Linked DNA regions of Homo sapiens: region 1 is linked to region 2. The links are chromatin contacts, found by Hi-C or POLR2A ChIA-PET in ENCODE. All regions are on one chromosome and are shown on one strand. Each heading gives the region's core, a stretch centred on a gene start or an enhancer-like site at or near the end of the contact. The rest is flanking DNA. Distances are from core to core; before and after follow the strand shown. Region 1 overlaps ITGA6 (integrin subunit alpha 6). Region 2 overlaps LOC107985960 (a long non-coding RNA gene).

What was found. Hi-C counts contacts between places; a loop is a spot of excess contacts on that map. ChIA-PET counts read pairs that join two places held with the same protein, here RNA polymerase II (POLR2A).
Region 1: a map of cardiac septum shows a loop between it and region 2 (3-fold over the local background). The contact joins two enhancer-like sites. A Hi-C loop is called at or near these places in 1 of 168 maps with a recorded cell type or tissue (cardiac septum). POLR2A ChIA-PET finds 5 or more read pairs at or near these places in 1 of 52 experiments (activated naive CD8-positive, alpha-beta T cell).

Annotation. Positions count from the first base shown.
Region 1 is chr2:172,479,166-172,481,865 of GRCh38, forward strand. It overlaps ITGA6 (integrin subunit alpha 6), which reads left to right. Exons shown (of 26, transcript NM_000210.4): 10 at 476-574; 11 at 825-886. All of the region lies in intron 3 of PDK1-AS1 (PDK1 and ITGA6 antisense RNA 1), which reads right to left. Among named protein-coding and RNA genes, the nearest start is that of ITGA6-AS1, 14 kb to the left of the region's middle. Within about 2 kb of position 1,376, at least 7 of the 41 ENCODE cell types and tissues checked have a DNase peak (open chromatin) inside an H3K27ac peak, as active enhancers do.
Region 2 is chr2:172,252,101-172,254,800 of GRCh38, forward strand. It overlaps LOC107985960 (a long non-coding RNA gene), which reads left to right. Exons shown (of 6, transcript XR_001739773.3): 1 at 1-533. Among named protein-coding and RNA genes, the nearest start is that of DLX2-DT, 150 kb to the left of the region's middle. RefSeq lists an enhancer at 791-1,990. Within about 2 kb of position 1,256, at least 10 of the 41 ENCODE cell types and tissues checked have a DNase peak (open chromatin) inside an H3K27ac peak, as active enhancers do.

The DNA.
Region 1 (2,700 bases), core at 126-2,625, 230 kb after region 2:
TGAAAAACAGTGAACTAGATCTATGTGTATATACAGGACAAGACCTCTGAAATGGATGAGAAAAAGCCACATACAGAACAATGGCAATTAAGTTCCCATTTAGTTGAAATTATACATATATTTTAATATTTAATTTTAGATAATTTTAACTGACGTGTCTGGAAGAACATACAAGGCTACTTGGGTGTTCGGGTGGGAATGGAGACAAAATATTTACTTTAACCCCCACATGTTGCACATGTACTCATAAGTGTGTACGTTTTTAAACAAATATTGTATAATGAGGCTCTGCATTGTATACATTTATATCTATTAACAGTTATTTTCTTCAGCAATGGGGGAAAACGTCACGTGTATTTTTTTTCCTGTGTTTTTAAGCTGTGCTGGGCAGCTAAGGATGCTCTCTAGTATGTGAATTAGACTCACATTCAAGGTAACAGAGGCTGAGCTTGTTTTTCACTCCTTTTGTCTTCAGATCCCGGCCTGTGATTAATATTCAGAAAACCATCACAGTAACTCCTAACAGAATTGACCTCCGCCAGAAAACAGCGTGTGGGGCGCCTAGTGGGATATGGTGAGCATCCCTCTGTCTTGGTGGGATCCCCCTCAGTTTCCCACCTCCACTTCATGATGACTCTATTGTCCTGAGGAGCCACAGGGAAGATGACAGGAGTGCTGGGCAAAGGGAAGAGGGTCTGTCAAGTGTTTTTATAACATGTTGATCATCAATGGGCATTGGGGGGATTGGAGAGCTAGGGAACATGTTGGGTTTTTTCCACTGCAATAATGGATCTTTTAAGAAATATGTGTTTGATTTTATTCAGCCTCCAGGTTAAATCCTGTTTTGAATATACTGCTAACCCCGCTGGTTATAATCCTTCAATATGTAAGTACCTAGTACCTTTAAAATATGTCTACTTTCTGTCTGCCAGGTTGAAAGTTCTGCATAAATCACAGAAAAATAAAACTGCAGTGGCCAACATGGGTCTGTCAATTCTGGTGTAAAGAATTAAGTGTATGTTTTGTCTCCCTTTTAATCAGGAGGGCACAGCACCGTGAGGGAGGAAAAAAACTCCACTTGGTCGCCATTTGAGTTTTCCAGAGCAGATGGTTTAGGACAGAATGGCTTGGAAAAGTACTTATTTGCTACCACAACCATTTCCTCCATTTCTGTCTTTGAAAAGCAGTGTGGAAAATTGATTTTGTGGTTGTGAGGTGGTGGGTGGTGGCTGGTGGTTGTGAGGTGGTGGGTGGTGGCTGGTGGTTGTGAAAGGGCAACGGCAGGAGCCAGAGCACAGCACAGAGTCACTGCCAGGCTGCCTTCTCTTCCCCACGCCCCTCCCTCCCGGAACACCCGCCCTGTGTTCCCAAGAGCAGGCCCCTAGGGAATTTGCAAGCCGGCCCTGAGAGGTCAGAGACCTGGTCTCTGCTCCTGGTTTCAGCTTTGATACTGACTGACCCACAGGGCAAGTCCCTTAACATATGAGTTTGCTTTCCTGTCCGTTCAGAACAATGCCTAGTAGTCATTAGTGCATACAGTTGTGCTGGAGATCAACTGAGAAGACATGAAAAGCACTTTGTCATTTATTAGATACTGTTCTGCTTCCTTTTTTTGTAATTCAAAGTAAGATTTTTTTAAATTTTTGTGGATACATAGTAGGTGTATATATTTATGGGGCAACACAGGATTTTTGACAAGAATTTTGACACCGTTAATGATACTCTTAACAATAGTGGCCGTCGTAAGCTCTCCTCTGGCATGTTTTAATAGCAGCCACACTTCTTCAGCTGTGAGTCACCTGACCCCTGGCTCCAGAGTCAAGGCCAGGGGCATAGGAATTCCAAGAAAATCTTTTCTGCAAAGAGGAAGTGAAAAGAATGAGGAAATTCTCAACCCGGGTCCGGCCATGGTCCTGGCAGTTTGGGATTCTAGTGTACTGTATCTGCCACCAAGGGACACTTTGTGAAGAACAAGGTCATTCTGTCCTTTCATATGGTTGTCAGCCTTTACGATACTATGAGGTAATGAGTCCTCTGAAGTGTTCTCCCTGTTATCTAAAGTAGTAGTTTTCTTTATTTAAAAAGATGTCCCTTATAATATTCCAGAATATAACCTAATTCAAATAACCTAAAGTTGTTGCTTGAAACAGGAAAAAATAGCCACATAAGGACTAGGGTTTGCAATGGTGAATCCTCTCACACGTCACAGCTCTGTTCTTAGCTGTACTCTAATTCTTCTTTAACTTTATATGAAGTTTTATATAACACTAATGAATGTATCCACTAAGACAACAGAATGAAGATACTGACCTGTGATAAAGTTCAGTGAATTATGAAAAGGGACAGTTTAAATAAATGTACTGTCTTTAATTTTTTTTAAGTCCCCCTTCACCTGATTCTCAGTGTCATAAGCTCAGTTAGCCTTCATCTTTCCAGATTTCGAGCTGTCTGCAGGTGGTTTCTCCGTCTCCCCTTCTGTGGGGTCGTCTCCTGCTGTGTGGTCTCTCCATGGGACCTGCAGACCTTGCACGAAGCATTCTTAGAGTGGATGGATTATGACTTCGTGCACAGGGGGAGCTGTGGCCTTTTGCTTTGCTTTTTGATGCAGCCGGCATTTTGTCGAGTGTAGAAAGCAATTCTTTGTGTGGCTTTTAATGACAAGAAAATGTATACTGTGACTCTTCAGGATCTATCATCCTT
Region 2 (2,700 bases), core at 6-2,505:
CTGTTGGCTTTCTGTGGTCATGGTTGCCATTGGGTGGGGCGTCCATGGACCCCAGGCTAAGCACTTTGCTTAGGCTAAGTTCCCAACAGTGCTGCTCAGCAGTGGACCTCTTTCTGATTCTCTCAAGCCTATACACTGAGGGGTTGTCCACACTGCCTCTGAGAGCAGTGGGCAGGCAAAGGAAGTGTGCTTTGTGAGGTCACCCGTGGGGACAGTGAGTGCAAGCAGCTGCAGTCCTCATGGGCCGCCAGCCTCCCGCTTCCTGCAGAGGCGCCCAGAGCTGGAGCTGGTCTGCGCATGCACTTGGAGGCACGGTATGAACAACCGCAGAAATGCCGGCCAACTACGCCAGTTCCCAGAGCCCAGCGTTCTCCTCTCTCCTCTTTCATTGGTTTCCCAGGAAAGCTGCTGAGGGCGGGAACCCCAGATGCACAGTTTGGCTCATAAGCGGGCTGCCTTTCACAGCCACCACTACCCACCCGGGGAGAGCACTGGATTGTGGCAAACGGGACCTCTTTGTGTGAGCAACCAAGGTGTGTTGGGTTTGGTGCTCCAAGGCAAACTTCTTTGCTCAATTGAAACAGCCCCTGGTCATCTCTGCTTCTCCATCTATAGCCACCCCGTGAGAATAAAAACTCCAGAGAGTCCTTTCTATTTACATTTAGGGAATTCTAAAAGAAAGGTACAAGAAGCCAAAGGATTATCCGTGTTTGTCCTTAGAAAAAGAGGTAACAATGCAATTTTTAAAACCCTAAAAGATTAATGAAATAAAACATTACAGATAGATACAGCAGTCAAATGCAAAGAAACAGAGAATAGTGGTTACCAGGGGCTGGGGGAGAGGGGAATGGAGAGCTATTGTTTAATGAATATGAACTTTGAGTTTGGGAAGATGAAAAATTTCTGAAGAGGGATAGTGGCGATGTTTGCACAGCAGTGTGAATGGACTTAATGTTGCTGAACTATACACTTAAAAACGGTTAAAATAGTAAATTGTATGTTGTGTATATTTTGCCATAATAAAAATTTTTCAGAAACCATTATGAACAGAGCATTGTCTCAATGAGGAGACACTAAGCTTGTTGACTTTTATCTTGGGTGCTCTCTGTGTATGTGTATTTATATTAAAAGTAACCAGTTTCCTGAAAACACAAAACCCATTCCTGGCCAACAGGCTCTTTTCCTGTGCTTTTGTGCATTCTGAAGCTGTCTTCATAATGTGTTGGTCAGGAAGTGGGTGACTCATGGGGCCTTTATGACAGACCCTTGAGTCACACACACACACACACACACATACACACAGACACACGTGAGTCACCCCTACAGGCTTCTAGGACAGGCAGCGATTTAGATGCCAGAGTGATGTGCCTGGGGCATGGCGGGAGGCAGCCTGGCGCCCATTGCCAGGCACATTCCTGGGAGCCTCTCCCATGGTTTAGTAATAAATGGAAGCTGTGGCCACAGCTCCCAACTCCAGGCCCAGCAATAGCTGTTTCTCTGACTTTTAAGGACAACCCAAATGGTGGCAGGAGGGGAGAGCAGTTGGTATTGGAAACGCCCAGTGGCCGCTGGGCTGCTGTGAGTGGCGCCTGTTTTGGCGATGTGAGTGGCGCTGGGTGTAGGCCTCTGAATCTGCCGGTGCGTGGTGGCAAGAGCAGGTCAATCACAGGGTGATCTTACGTCTTCCCGGGGGTCGTGAATCGGGTTGGGAGCCACTCAGTTATATAAACAAATGGAGGACTGATCTAGACCTTAGGAGACCTGGTTTAGACTTTGATCTGCCACTAGCTTGTTTTGTTACCATGGTAAATCACATAAACTCTCTGGCCTTGGGTTCCTTGTCTTTAAAGTGAGGGAGTTGGATTAGATCAGGATTGGCTGGCACACAGCTCCTGTGCCACCCGTCCCTCCAGTTCCTGAGGCAACAATGTTCACTGCCCTCTGAGCCCACATGGCAGCTCCTGGTCCTTCTTAGATGGCCTTCTCTTTCTATTCTGTTAATTGGAGTTAGCATCTGAAATGACACCTATTTGCTATCCTGAAAGCTGATATGCTGGTTCTCAACTTTGCCTATAAATTAGAATCACTGGAGAGCTTTTAGCAAATACAGGTGTCTGAATCCTACCCATATGGATTCTGATTTAATTATTCTGGGATGAGACCCAGGCATTGATAAATTTTAAAAGCTCTCTAGGGGATTCCAGTGTGTAGCCAGGAATGAGGGTCACTGGACGAGATGACCACTACAGGGGCCTAACAGTCAGTCACTTTGTGATCAGCTGTTGGCATGAAGATGACAGGAATGATTGGGCTGGTTGAGCCGAGCTCTGCTGGCAAGAACATTAGGGGATCAGGAGACTTGGTTCTCATTTCTAGTTTGCATTCCTAATTTGCTTGTGATTTTGGGTGAGTTATTTATTCTTTTTAGCTTTAGTTCCCACATGTATAAACTGGGAGTAATAATCTCTTGAGCTTCCTACCTCACCATATTCTTAAGAGGAAGAAAGAAATGTTAATAGATGTATAAGAGAAAAGTGCTACAGAAAGTGCTACGTAAATTATTCCATTTTTATAACCCACATACCCCAAAATACTCTTCTAAAATTTGAAATAAAAAATTTTGAATCCATCCCTTGTGGGGAATTATGAAGATTCAGTGAGGTGGCATATACAACAGTCCCTAGCCTGGTAGGTGTGCAA